Regions from separate parts of the Homo sapiens genome. Here region 1 is linked to region 2. Evidence: read pairs that join two places in POLR2A ChIA-PET (ENCODE). Cell type or tissue: Panc1. All regions are shown on one strand. Each heading gives the region's core, and the rest is flanking DNA. Links, peaks and the distances in the headings are about the cores only.

What was found. ChIA-PET counts read pairs that join two places held together with the same protein. Peaks named below come from ENCODE experiments on the same cell type or tissue, not always from the same donor. Only the 100,000 strongest peaks of a DNase experiment are listed, where the experiment ranks them.
Region 1: POLR2A ChIA-PET joins it to region 2 with 6 read pairs; 3 of 35 experiments call an interaction of 5 or more read pairs at or near these places.

The regions. Positions count from the first base shown.
Region 1 is chrX:123,723,197-123,730,543 of GRCh38, reverse strand. The region is part of intron 1 of THOC2 (THO complex subunit 2); the gene reads left to right. Among named protein-coding and RNA genes, the nearest start is that of THOC2, 6.2 kb to the left of the region's middle. In Panc1, for the core only: no CTCF peak of the experiment used is centred there; no DNase peak of the experiment used is centred there.
Region 2 is chrX:123,800,209-123,807,555 of GRCh38, reverse strand. No RefSeq gene overlaps it. Among named protein-coding and RNA genes, the nearest start is that of XIAP, 56 kb to the left of the region's middle. In Panc1, for the core only: no CTCF peak of the experiment used is centred there; a DNase peak (open chromatin) is centred at 3,895; H3K27ac peaks cover 339 bases.

The DNA of each region.
Region 1 (7,347 bases), core at 1,451-5,450, 77 kb after region 2:
TTACATAATACATGCTATCTGTCATAGTTCTTATGTTTGAAGAGCTGCTTAAAAACTGTTATTAGAAGCCGAGCGTGGTGGCTCACGCCTGTAATCCCAGCAAATTGGGAGGCCGAGGCGGGTGGATCACCTGAGGTCAGGAGTTCCAGACAAGCCTGACCAACATGGAGAAACCCCATCTCTACTAAAAGTACAAAATTTGCCGAGCGTGGTGGCACATGCCTGTAATCCCAGCTACTCAGGAGGCTGAGGCGGGAGAATCGCTTGAATCTGGGAGGCGGAAGTTGCGGTGAGCGGAGATCGCGCTGTTGCACTCCAGCATGGGTAACAAGAGCGAAACTCTTTAAAAAAAAAAAAAAAACAAAAACCCAAACAAAAACAAACCAAAAACAACAGCAAAAAAACCTGTTATTAGAACTTACGTGTATGTAGTTATTGCATGACTTGTGGAATGTGGATTGAATTATAGTAGATCCAAATCAGTATAGTCAGTTTTATGATTGCATTCTGTTACAGGAAGAGAATTTAAAATTGTGTAACATAATAAGCTATTTTAAATAGTTAAACACATCACCATCCAGTACTTAGTTTCAGTTTATTTGACCTGTTTTCCCTCTATGAAACTTTGTTGCATATAGCATGTCTTTGGAGTTTTTGTGTCTTCCTAAAGATAGGTGTTAGCATTTTCATATTACTAGGCAGAATACGTGGTGGTGCAAATATATTACAAAAAACCTTTTTCCTTTGTCTGAAAACAGCTTCTGAAATATAAAACAGCAACTGGAAATGTTAAAAATGAAGGTAGTGTGCCACCACATTATTAGTGAAGCTATAGATTTGGCGTTTAGAATATGACCAATATTTAAAATTATACCTTGGGTGAATTTTTCCTTTTTAACAAGATAAATTAGCAGATAAGCTTTAACTTGACTGAAAATTATCTTTTTAAAAATAATGTGATATATTTCATGAGGTTGTTAATTCATTTCTTGTCTGTCACTTCTTACCAGCATAAATCTTTTCTGGGGGTGGTAGTCAGCTAGTGTTGAAAGCAACATAAGAGATGTATGGGGCATTTTATAACTTTCAGATAGGGCAAATTCTTAACTGTACGCCATGAAAAACAACTGTCTATTAAATGGAAGGTCTTGACTTTGAAGAATGTTTTATTAGGTAATTAGAGAGAAAAGTAAAACTGTATTTTGCCTATCTGAATGGTCCATCCATCACATATCTAGATATCCCATTATGTTTCCAGAGATACCAATTATGTTTTTAATGCTAAATTATAGAACTCTTAAAGAGTGACCTTTAAAGTGATCTTAAAGAGGGATCAGAAGGGCAAAGGAGGACTACCAAAATGTAATTGTAATTTCCAATAATACTTATATCTAAATGCAAACTCTTCCAAATTCTGAAAGATATGTATTTAATCACTTAATTTTGGAATTAGTTTTAGTTTCTTGATTATTTTATATTGACGTAGAACTTGCCATGATGAAGCTAATAAACTTGCATGTACTGGTAGATCCAGTGTAGAATTCTGTTTTTGGTAGAAATCATTAACACAGTGAACTCAGCATTTCTTTGTTACAGGCAACCTTAATGGAGAATTGATATTCGAAGCTCTTAATCTGAAGATGCTAGCCTCATGTTAATACTTAGTCTAATTTTGAAATACTTACGTTTGTTGAATATCATCTGTTTGTTTGAATAGCTTATTTAGGTATCAATTAGAAAGTTTTGTTAGGTCTTACCTTATTAATGGTAGTTACAATAAAGTTTTAAAATTTAATTGCCAAATGTTTTGATTGTTGTTCTTTTTCTTCTTCTGCTACTACATGATTTTAGACATTCTAGAACTTATTTAAGTATATTTGGTTGTTCAGAACATGCCATCTGATCTGAATTTCTTGGAGGATTCCAGGTAAAGGGATATAATCATTCTAAGAAATTTTAGTCTTGGTGGTTGAGTCTTTTTTCCTCGCAAAGTTGCTCCAAATTCAGCCAAAGCTTTATCTGAAACCTTTTCTTGATGTCTCAGTTTTCATTTAGCATTTAATTTCCCATTTCGACCTGTATTCATAAGCTAAGTATAAGTCTTAGTCTGTTTTCCTGGGAAGAGAAACATTCTTCACAAAATGTTGAAGCAATGTCAGGAGGTTGTATAGGCTACTACTTTGTTTGTTAAAAAAAATTATTCTGTAATGCTCTAACGTTTAGGTAGGGTGAGTGCTGTCAATATACTTGTGCTTTTTTCCTACTGTAAGTGCGGCAACTCCTGTTGTCTTTTTTTTTTTTAACATTTCCTGTTTCCTTTTCTTTTAAATGCATGTTTCTACAAGATAAAACTGTGTTGTCCCAGTATTCATTTTTGTGGGTTATGTTTCTGTTCTACAAATGATAATAGAGGTAGCACTTTATTTAACTACATTTAACCTTTTTGTTGTCTTGTTTTAAAGAATTAAGTGAAGCGTAAATGAACATCAGCCTTCTATATATGAAAGCCACATTTGAGATGTGAGCATAATCAAGTAGTTTAAGCTTGTGACTCTGTTTCCTTTTTACTGGAAAATGGGAACAAGTAAGATGAAAAGCCGTATACTCATGTTAAGAAGTATTCACAAAATACCTTTTAAGTCCTTGAAGGAACTTCAGACATTTTATTCAGTTTTCCATACATCTTTTGACAGAAAGTAGATTCTGTCCTCATTCTCAGGGACCTGAGACAGCATCTCCATAATAGCACTAAACTATTTTAAAAGTAGAAAAAATGAATGCCTGGCGTGGTGGCATGTAAGGTGGTGTGCACTGTGGCACACACCTGTAATCCCAGCTACTTGGGCAACTGAGGCAGGAGGAAGGATTGCCTGAGCCCAGGAGAGCTCTGGGCGACATAGCGAGAACCTATCTCTATTTTTATTTTTAAAAAATTAAATTAAAAAGTGGAAAAATGGTAAACTCAAGTATTTGAAAGTTATTAAGGGATTAAAATAATTTCAATTTGGACTGAGACAGAAAATTTGATTATTTTTAAGCGATATTAAAGTGGGCAACTATTAGAGGTAGTTTTGTTTTTTCCTCTCCCTATAATTTAGGTTAGTGACCTAAAACCATTAGGCAGGTGTATAGTAAGACAAATGTAATGTTCAGAAACAGTTTCTTTAAGAATCCTTGGTGGACTTCTATTAGTGAATTACTTAGGGAGAAGAGCACAGATACATCTACTTGTTGGGGAAAAATCTCAGTGTTTGTTTTTAGTTTCTTGTTATAACTAAGGAATACCTGTTTTTTTTTTATTAAAAAATTTATTTTTAACTAAGTTTTTTTTGAGACAGGGTCTTGCTTTGTCACCTAGGCTGGAGTGCAGGCGATCACGGCTCACTGCAGGCTTGACCCCACCAGGCTCAAGGGATTTTCCTGCCTCAGCCTCCTGAATTGCTAGGGCTACAGGTGCATGCCACCATGCCTGGCTAATTAAAAACATTTTTTTGTGCGGGTGTATGAGTAGGGATGGGGTTTTGCTATATTGCCCAGGCTGGTCATAAACTCCTGGCTTCAAGTGATCCTCCCCCCTCAGCCTCCCAAAGTGCTGGGATTACAGGCATGAGCCACTACGCCCAGCCAAAGGAATACCTCTTTTATACTAGGGAAATGTAAGTATCTATTATGCAAACAAATTGCCTTATTGTAATAACCTTTCAATGGTTCCATATGCAACTTGAGCAAATCTTTGAGATTCTAACTAATAGTTCATGATGACATTGTCATCTGTGTCCTAATGAACATGTTTGTAGCCTGGTGACTGACAATATAGAATTATATTTCAATTATTTCTTAAAGTTATGTAATGATGACTGTACCATTAGTCTAGGTAGGAGTTTGCAACACTGATGCAACCTCTTCCCCGCAACCATTGGAAGGCTTTTTGCAAAAGACATGCATTAAGATTGTTAAATAGAAATGAAACTATTGAAAATGTGAGGAAGCAAGTGCATTGTTATAAGGAGAAGTTTTTTTTTTTTTTTTTTGAGACAGGGTCTCACTCTGTTGCCCAGGCTGGAGTGCAGTGGCACGATCTTGGCTCACTGCAGCCTTGACCTCCTGGGCTCAAGTGAATAAGGAGGAATTTTAAACAATTATTTTATTTCTCTTTCTTTCTCATCCTTTCCTTTTCCTTTCCTCTTTTTCTTTTTTCTCTTTTTCTATATGAAGGAATATTTGAAATTGCATTTTAGTAGCCCGAGTACAAAGGGAAAGATGAGTTACTTTATTCTGTTAAATTCTTCTTTCAAAGACATGGTGCTTCCTGCTATTATTATTATTATTTTTTTTGAGACAGAGTCTCACTCTGTCGCCCAGGCTGGAGTGCAGTGGTGCGATCTCGACCCACTACAACCTCCGCTTCCTGGGTTCAGGTGATTCTCCTGCCTCAGCTTCCTGAGTAGCTGGGATTACAGGCATTGGCCACCAAGCCCGGCTAATTTTTGTAGTTTTAGTAGAGACGGGGTTTCACCATATTGGCTAGGCTAGTCTCAAACTCTTGACCTCAAGTAATCTGCCCTCCTCGGCCTCTTAAAAGTGCTGGGATTATAGGTGTGAGCCACGGTGCCTGGCCCCTGCTATTATATTCTAAAGAGAATTGACCCTATAAGGGAAATGAGAACCCAAAGAGGGAATTGTTTTAATACTTCATAGTAAATATTGAAGCAACCTTGATATACTTATATATCTCCTCTCCACAAAAGACCTAGATGGCATTTTTAGGTTATATCTTCTGATGCTAGTCTGAAGCAGATGTTATTTCTGTGTTGCCTGGTGGAAGGAAGATTGATTTTGTTTTATATTCCAGATAAACTTATGTTAGGTTTAACGTATTTTGTGAAATTAGAAGCTTAATCGTGGTTTTTTTTTTTTTTTTTTTTTTGAGATAGGGTCTCACTCTGTTCCCCAGGCTGCCCAGGCTGGAGTGCAGTGGTACTACGATCACCACTCACTGCAGCCTCGACCTGCAGGCTCAAGTGATCCTCCCAGCTCAACCTCCCAAGTAGCTGGGATTATAGGCATGTGCCACCACACTTGGCTACTTTTTTTTTCTATTTTTTTTTTTTTTTTGTAGAGATGGGGTCTCACTTGTTGGCTAGGCTGGCTAGGCTGGTCTTGTACTCCTGTGCTCAAGTGATCCTCCCACTTCGGCCTCCCAAAGTGTTGGGATTACAGGCATGAGCCAGCATATCCAACTTTAACCAGTGTTCTTAACCAACCACTGTTCTCTTCTCAACCCATTAGAAGGCCTGTCTAGTTCTCCAGGGAAGTAGTTGAAAGTACTTGGGATCAAACTTAAACCAGCTTACCATTTGTAAGGTACTCTCAGAATAATTTTTTTAGTGAGAAATGTTTAATAGCTAAATGACATTTTCTTTCTTTGTTTTTGTTTTTGAGATGGGATCTTGCTCTGTCACCCTGGAGTGCAGGCTGGAGTGCAGTGGTGCGATCATGGCTCACTGGTGTGATCTTGGCTCACTGCAGTCTCAACTTCCTGGGCTCTGGCGATCCTCCCACCTCAGCCTCCTGAGTAGCTGGGCCCACAGGCGCGTGCTACCATGCTCTGCTAATTGTTTGTGTTTTTGGTAGAGACAGGGTTTCACCACGTTACGAGGCTGGTCTTGAACTCCTGAGCTCAGGTGATATTACCAGGCTGGTCTCGAACTCCTGAGCTCAAGTGATTCACCCACCTTGGCCTCCCAAAGTGCTGGGATTACAGACGTGAGCTACTATGCCTGGCCTGACATTTTCAAACTAAATATTTAATTTAGTAGATGCTCTCCATTGCCCTTATTTTTTATTTTTATTTTTTCTGAGACAGAGTCTCGCTCTGTTGCCCAGGTTGGAGTGCGGTGATGCAGTCTTGGCTCACTGCAACCTCTGCCTCCTGGGTTCATGCGATTCTCCTGCCTCAGCCTGTAGAGTAGCTGGGATTACAGGTGCGCACCACTGCGTCCAGCTAATTTTTGTATTTTTAGTGGAGACGAGGTTTCATCATGTTGGCCAGGCTGGTCTCAAACTCTTGACCTCAACTGATCCACCCACCTTAGCCTCCCAGAGTTCTGGGACTACAGGTGTGAGCTACAGTGCCCGGCTTCCATTGCCTTTTTATTTTTTGGTTTTGAACATATTTGTGAAACCTAGAAGTGAATTGTTGACCAGCAAAAGTTTACTCTGTTGACTTTTAATAACCTTACCCTGCTCATCCTGATGATAGGGTATTGACATAATCAGAAGGCACAGAGGTGAGCTGCAAGGTTATGTATAATCTGCAAAGTAGATAATCTCTCTGTGGATGATTGTAATCTGGCATCTTATTTAGCCTTAGATGTGATATATAAGCAGGTTCTGTAAGTCTTAAAATTATTTGTTTCATTGACTAGAAAAAGGATTACTAGATATAAAAGAGTAAGAAACTCTTCTATATGAATTCATTGGCTCTCTTTAAAGCCTTGTGCAACATGGAAGAATTTTTTTCTAAATTGTGAAATGTAATGAAAATACAGAGAAGTCATGAAACCTCAATATAGAGCTTAAAATAATCACTGTAAGATGCACCCCCATGTAACTTACACCCAGGTCAAGGCAACATACTGTTTGTTCCCGATCAAACCTTTCCCACCTCTCATGTAGTAAACATTATCCTGACATTTATGGTTTTCCTCTTGATTTTTCTCTTTTTTTAACCTTGCATCTTCAACTCAAAGAAACTTTCTTGATTTTCTTTGCAGTGTCATTACCCAATATGTTTAATTTTTTTCTTGAACTTCATATAAATGAAATCATTGAATATTTATCCTACTGTTTCTGGCTGCTTTTGTTCAACAGTTATGACTTTTAAGATTCATCCATATTGTATGTTTGCAGTTCATTGATTTTCCTTTTTTTTTTAGTTCATTCATTTTCATAGTTGCAAGATACTCCATCGTATACCAGTATTTGTTTATTTTTATGCTGTCTTGTTAAACATTTTTGTTGCGTCTAGTTTTTGGCTATTACTAACAGTGCCAATAGAAACATTATTATACAACAGTTTTGGTGTATACAAGCATGTGTTTTTGTGGAGTATATACTAGGTGTAGAATCTCTGGGTTATAGGTTACACTTTAGCTCTGTTAGATATTGCCAGGCTATTTCAGTGTACACTCCCACCAGCAGTGTATGAGTTGACCTTGTTTCACATTGTCACTATGTTTGATATTGTCAGACTTAAATTTTTTGTAAATATGTATGTAATTTTACTGTGGCTTATATTTCCATGAGCATCTTTTTATATGTTATTGGTCATTTGGAGTACTTCTT
Region 2 (7,347 bases), core at 1,664-5,663:
GAGGCTGAGGCAGGAGAATCACTTGAACCCGGGAGGTGGAGGTTGCAGTGAGCTGAGATTGTGCCACTGTACTCTAGCCTGAGTGATAGAGCGATACTCCATCTCAAAAAAAAAATAAATAAATAAAAATAAAAAAATTAAAAAGATATTAAAGATTCCTGAGCTTAGAACTCAATGTTCTGGATATGATTTCTTTTCTTTTCTTTTTTTTTTTGAGACAGAGTTTCACTCTGTCACCCAGGCTGGAGTGCAGTGGTGTGATCTCGGCTCACTGCAACCTCTGCCTCCTGGGTTCAAGCAATTCTCCTGTCTCAGCCTCCTGAGTAGCTGGGATTACAGGCATGCGCCACCACGCCCGGCTAATTTTGTATTTTTAGTAGAGATGGGGTTTCTCCATGTTAGTCAGGCTGTTCTCCAACTCCTGACCTCAGGTGATCCACCCACCTTGGCCTCCCAAAGTGCTGGGATTACAGGTGTGAGCCACTGCACCCAGTAATTTTTTAATTTTTTTTTTTTTTGAGACAGTCTCCCTCTGTTGCCCAGGCTGGAGTGCAATAGCATGATCTCAGCTCACTGCAACTTCCACTTCCCGGGTTCAAGCTATTCTCCTGCCTCAGCCCCACAAGTAGCTGGGGTTACAGGCACATGCTGCCACGCCCGGCTACTTTTTTTGTATTTTAGTAGAGATGGGGTTTCACCATGTTGCTCAGGCTGGTCTCGAACTCCTGAGCTCAGACAATCCACCTGCTTTGGCCTCCCAAAGTGCTAGGATTATAGGCATGAGCCACCACACCACACCAAATTTTTGTATTTTTTAGTAGAGATGGGGTTTCACCATATTGATCAGTCTGGTCTTGAACTCCTGACCTCAGGTGATCTGCCCGTCTTGGCCTCCCAAATTGCTGGGATTACAGGCGTGAGCCACTGTGCCTGGCTTTGGTTTTTTTTTTTTTTGAGACGGAGTCTTGCTCTGTTGCCCAGGCTGGAGCGCACTGGCGAGATCTCATCTCACTGCAACCTCCGCCTCCTGGGTTTAAGCAATCCTCCTGCCTTAGCCTCCCGAGTAGTTGGGATTACAGGCATGCACCACCACACCTGGCTAATTTTTCTATTTTTAGTAGAGACAGGGTTTTACCATGTTGGCCAGGCTGGTCTCGAACTAGTGACCTCAAGTTATCAGCCCGTCTTGGCCTCACAAAGTGCTGGGATTATAGGCGTGAGCCTCCGCGCCCAGCCTGAATATGATTTCTTTAGGAAATTTGGGTGTAAACATTTTGTGGTTTCACAACATTATTAGTTAGAGTGTCTTTTTATATATCTCTTCCTTGAATTGAAAGTCAATGAGTTGTTATTAATAGAAGTAATGGAATTATTTTGTAAGGAATTTTCTCAGTAATACAAAAAGGAGTTCTGGATCAGTTAAAGTCCAGTAGGAACAGATAGCCTAACCAATTTTTTTGAAAGAAGCACTGAATAAAACAACTATTTACAACATTTGCTTTTTATTTTATTTTTTTATTTTTATTTATTTTTTTGACACAGTCTCACTCTGTCACCCAGGCTGGAATGAAGTGGCGTGAGATCTTGGCTCACGGCAAACTCCAGCTCCCAGGACCAACAATTCTCGTGCCTCAGCCTCCTGAGTAGCTGGGATTACAGACCTGTGCCACCAAGCCTGGATAATTTTTGTATTTTTAGTAGAGACAGAATTTCGCCATGTTGGCCAGGCTGGTCTCAAACTACTGGTCTCAAGTGATCCACCTGCCTCGGCCTCCAAAAGTGCTGGGATTACAGGTGTGAGCCACCGCTCCCGGCTTATTTACAACATTTATATAGGATGTAGAGAATCCATAAGTTATATTGCAGAACCCAGGTTTAACAAAGTAGGAAGCAAAGGAAGGGGGTGATTTCTTGCACTTGGGTTGGAGAAGAGCAAATATTGTATGGAAAGGGCTAATTCACAGGAGGAACTATGACCTTCATTCAGGTGAGAGAAAGGGCCAGCCAGCCTGCTGGAAACCCCTCAGTAAAAAAGTTAGGGAATAAGTACCCTAACTTCATTCTCTGCCCTTTCTGAAAATCCTTGCCAGTCCCTCCCCACTGACCAAATTCAGCTGGAGAAGCCGGGCGCGGTGACTCACGCCTGTAATCCCAGCACTTTGGGAGGCCAAGGTGGGCAGATCACCTGAGGTCAGGAGTTTGAGACCAGCCTGACCAACAAGGAGAAACCCCGTCTCTACTAAAAATACAAAATTATCCAGGCATGGTGGTGCATGCTTGTAATCCCAGCTACTCGGGAGGCTGAGGCAGAAGAATCGCTTGAACTCTGGAGGCGAAGGTTGCGGTGAGCTGAGATTGTGCCATTACCCTCCAGCCTGGGCAACAAGAGTGAGACTCTGTCTCAAACAAAACAGAACAAACAAACAGACAGACAGACAAACAAACCAACCCAGCTGGAAGCCAGAGGCAATGGAGCTCACTGATGTGATGTACATAGGTCAGTCTCCCAGAGTACAGAACAGAGAAGAGAGCAGATCTAGGCCAGGCGCGGTGGCTCACACCTGTAATCCCAGCACTTTGGGAAGCCAACGCGGGTGGATCACCTGAGCTCAGCAGTTCGAGACCAGCCTGACCAACATGGTGAAACCCCGTCTCTACTGAAAATATAAAAATTAGCCGGGCGTGGTGGCACGCACCTGTAATCCCACCTGATCAGGAAGCTGAGGCAGGAGAATCACTTGAACCCAGGAGGCGGAGGTTGTAGTGAGCTGAGATCGAGGCACCGCACTCCAGCTTGGGTGACAGAGTGAGAATCTGTCTCAAAAAAAAAAAAGAGAGTGGATCTAGAGGAGCAAATCAATAAAGGACACGCAGCATAGGTCCCTATTACTCTTTCCTCTTGTTTTTTTTTTTGTTTTTGTTTTTGTTTTTGGAGTCTCGCTGTCTTGCCTGGGCTGGAGTGCAGTGGAGCAATCTTGGTTCACTGCAACCTCCACCTCTTGGGTTCAAGCGATTCTTCTACCTCAGCCTCCTGAGTAGCTGGGACCACAGGCACATGCCACCACGCCCGTATAATTTTTGTATTTTTAGTAGAGACGAGTTTTCCCCATGTTGGCCAGGCTGCTCTCCAGCTCCTGACCTCAGGTGATCCACCAACCTTAGCCTCCCAAAGTGCTGGGATTACAGGCCTGAGCCACCATGCCCTTTCCTCTTTTTTCAGTTCAGCCCAGGTCTTGAGCTGTTTGCCTCAACTTATCTTGCCTTTCATTTTCTGACCAGTTTCTGACCTTACCATCTTGTAACCCCTAAACTATTTTTTTTTTTTGAGACGGAGTCTTGCTCTGTTGCCCAGGCTGGAATGCAGTGGCCCAATCTTGGCTCACTGCAACCCCCGCCTCCTAGGTTCAAGCAAGTCTCCTGCCTCAGCCTCCTGAGTAGCTGGCACCACAGGTGTGAGCCACCACTTCTGCCTAATTTTTGTATTTTTAATAGAGATGGGGTTTCACCATGTTAGCCAGGCTGGTCTCGAACTCCTGACCTCAAGTGATCTGCCGGCCTGGGCCTCCCATAGTGCTGGGATTATAGGCATGAGCCACCACATCAGGCCTAAACTTATTCCTTTTGGAAAACTGAAGATGATTCTTGGAAGACAATGCTTGTCACTGCTTCTTACTTGTGACTTCTGGTTTCCTTCCTTCCTCATCCCTTTGATCAAGATGTTTTCATCTGCTGTGGGTTGCCTTACCCAGTACAGCATGCACTCTGGAACACCACTTAAACAAAGGCCCTCATAGGAAGTGCCCCTGCTATATTTGCTTTGGCCCTGTGAGTAGCAGCTGGATGTCACAGACTGAGATAGGAAGCACTTAATTGTGGCCGACTAATGACTCAGACGTGACACTAGTTCTGTTTACTTCCATCCCCCTTTCTTGCCTGGCAACCACTCTTATGAATAGATTAAGATCACCATGAACAAAGACACTGAACTCCAAACAACCAGGTTCAAAGGATATCTCATCAGAGGAGGGATGAAAATGATTGGAGAGACTATATGAACTTGAAAAGCTAGTATTTCTTGCCTATGCTGGATGATGAAATTTTAAAAAGAAAAAAAAGGCAGGCTAGTTAAGAGTTCTGGCACGCACAGGAAAGATAAGCTCCAATTTCAGAATAGTGGTTACCGCTGGAGAGAGAAGGAAAAGAGATACAGAAGTGAACAGGGATTTTCAACTGGGGCTATATTTTAGTATTATTATTTTTTATTTTTTTAATTTTAATTTTAATTTTTTTTTGAGATGGAGTTTCGCTCTTGTTGCCAAGGATGGAGTGCAATGGCATGATCTGGGCTCACTGCAACCTCTGCCTCCCAGGTTCAAACGATTCTCCTGCCTCAGTCTCCCGAGTAGCTGAGATTACAGGTGCCTGCCACGGCACCCAGCTAATTTTTTTTTTTTTTTTTTTTTTTTTTTGAGACGCAGTCTTGCTCTGTCGCCCAGGCTGGAGTGCAGTGGCTTGATCTCGGCTCACTGCAACCTCTGCCTCCTGGGTTCACGCCATTCTCCTGCCTCAGCCTCCGGAGTAGCTGGGACTACAGGCGCCTGCCACCATGCCCGGCTAATTTTTTGTATTTTTAGTAGAGACAGGATTTGACCGTGTTAGCCAGGATAGTCTCAATCTCCTGACCTCGTGATCCGCCCGCCTCGGCCTCCCAAAGTGCTGCGATTACAGGCGTGAGCCACCGCCCTGGCCAATTTTTTTTTTTTTTTTGAGACGAAGTCTTACTCTGTCTCCCAGGATGGAGTGCAGTGGTGCAACCTCGGCTCACTGCAACCTCTGCCTCCCAGGTTCAAGTGATTCTCCTGTCTCAGCCTCCCTAGTAGCTGAGATTACAGGTGTGTGCCACCACGCCTAGATAATTTTTGTATTATTATTAATTTTTTTAGTAGAGATGAGGTTTTACCATGTTGGCCTGGCTGGTCTTGAACTCCTGACCTCGTGATCCACCCCACCCTTGGCCTCCCAAAGTGTTGGGATGAGCCACCGAGACCGGCCTATATTTTATTTTTTAATAAACGAAATTCTGAAGCAGATAGAAGAAAATGCTAGAATTTAATAATAGTGAATGAATAAGTATTACTTATGAAATTCTTTGTTCTTTCTTATTAGAGACAGGGTCTTGCTCTGTCACCCAGGCTGGAGTGCATGGCACAATCATAGCTCACTGCAGCCAAGTGATGTTCCTAAGTAGCTAAGTCTTTGTCCTTTTCTATGTGTGGAGAGTATGGCTGAGGAAAGTAGAACAGGGAGGCCTTCCTCACAGATGTGACAAGGGAACTTAGACAGGATGTAAAGAATAGTGCAATTATTTGTCTGCAAGGGTCCAGATGTTGCACTGGAGCATGTTGCTTTAGTCCAGCTGAGGCCTCAATGAACTCCGGAATCGTGATAACACTGGCAGGGTGGAGGCTGTATAAAGGCTGCATGTCTAGCCTTGCTCTACAAAGGAGACAGTTCTCTGTAGTAGATAGGAGCCAGTCTATAAAGCCAGCCTGCTTGGGGCCAGATCTTGGTTCTGGCACTTACTAGCTGTGTCACTTCACTTCTCTGTATCTCAGTTTCCTCATCTGTGAATGTGATGAGAATGTCACCCTACATCAACAGGTTGTTGTGAGGATTATGGCCACAAACTAAATTTTATGCTATTTTTTGCCATCTATTATCCTTCCAGATGAGCTGAACAAATGGGAACAGTTCTCTAGCATAAGGATTGGCAAACTTTAAATTTTCCTTTTCCTTCTTTCTTTCCTTCCTTTCTTCCTTCCTTCCTTCCCTCCCTCCCTCCTTCCCTCCTTCCCTCCTTCCTTCCCTCCTTCCTCCCTCCCTCCTTCCCTCCTTCCATCCCTCCCTCTCTCCTTCCTTTCCCCCTCCCTCCTTCCCTCCCTCCCTCCCTCCTTCCCTCCCTCCCTCCTTCCCTCCTTCCTTCCCTCCTTCCTCCCTCCCTCCTTCCCTCCTTCCATCCCTCCCTCTCTCCTTCCTTCCTTCCTTCCTTCCTTCCCCTCTCTCTCTCTTTCTTTCCTTTTTTTTGAGACTGAGTCTCACCTTGTCATCCAGGCTGCAGTGCAGTGACAAAATCACTGCAGCCTTGACCTCCCGGGCTCAAGCAATTCTTCTACCTCAGCATCCTGAATAGCTGGGACTACAGGTGCTCAACAGCACGCCTGCCTAATTTTTTTTTTTTTTTTTTTTTTGAGACGGAGTCTCCCTCTGTCGCCCAGGCTGGAGTGCAATGGCATGATCTCAGCTCACTGCAACCTCCGCCTCCTGGGTTCAAGCGAGTCTCCTATCTCAGCCTCCCGAGTAGCTGGGATTACAGGCATGCACCACCACGCCCGGCTGATTTTTGTATTTTTAGTAGAGATGAGGTTTCACTATGTTGGCCAGGCTGGTCTCGAACTCCTGACCTCAGGTGATCTGCCTGCCTCGGTCTCCCAAAGAGCGAGATTCGGTCTCAAAAAAAAAATGGTGGACAGCCTAGATTATTTGGGGTGAGTGGTACACATGCCTAGGCTCTGTTTGGACTCTTACTAAAAACTATACTGTCCCTTTCTTCAATAAAGAAGACATTTTGTTTCCTTAATACAAGCTGGGGACCATATCTCCACCATTGCGACCCTCCCTAAGCAGATTCTGCTCGTATCCCTCCACTTGCATTACCCCAAGACTCAGGACTTGCTTTCAAAACAGGATCTCCTCAGTCATACCATTAATACTTCAGAAAACTCTCCATCCTGTTGAAGAACTATAGGGAGTCTCAGCCAAGCGTGATGGCTCACACCTTTAATCCCAGCACTTTGGGAGGCCAAGGTGGGTGGATCACTTGAGCTCAGGAGTTCGAGAGTAGCCTGGCCAACATGGTAAAACCCCGTCTCTACTAAAAATACAAAAATTAGCCGGGCATGGTGGTGCATGCCTGTAATCCCAGCTACTCAGGTGGCTGAGGCGGAAGGATCACTTAAACCTGGGAGGCAGAGGTTGCAGTGAATGGAGATCGCGCCAGTGCACTCCAGCCTGGGCGACAGAGCGAGACTCTGTCTAACAACAAAAAAAGAAATATAGGGAGTCTCTAACAAGGACACTTAAAACCTGCCCAGAACTCACGATGCACAGCCCACACAAGTTCTAAATCATAGCATGAGTCAGCCATTAGTTAGGTCAGTGACAGACATGGACTATGAAACAGACGTTGTCTAGAAAAGGGTAAAAACTACCACTAACATGCCAGGGGACCGCCACGGAATATACCTTTATCTCAGGAGACACCACCAGCCAAGATGACACCATGGCACA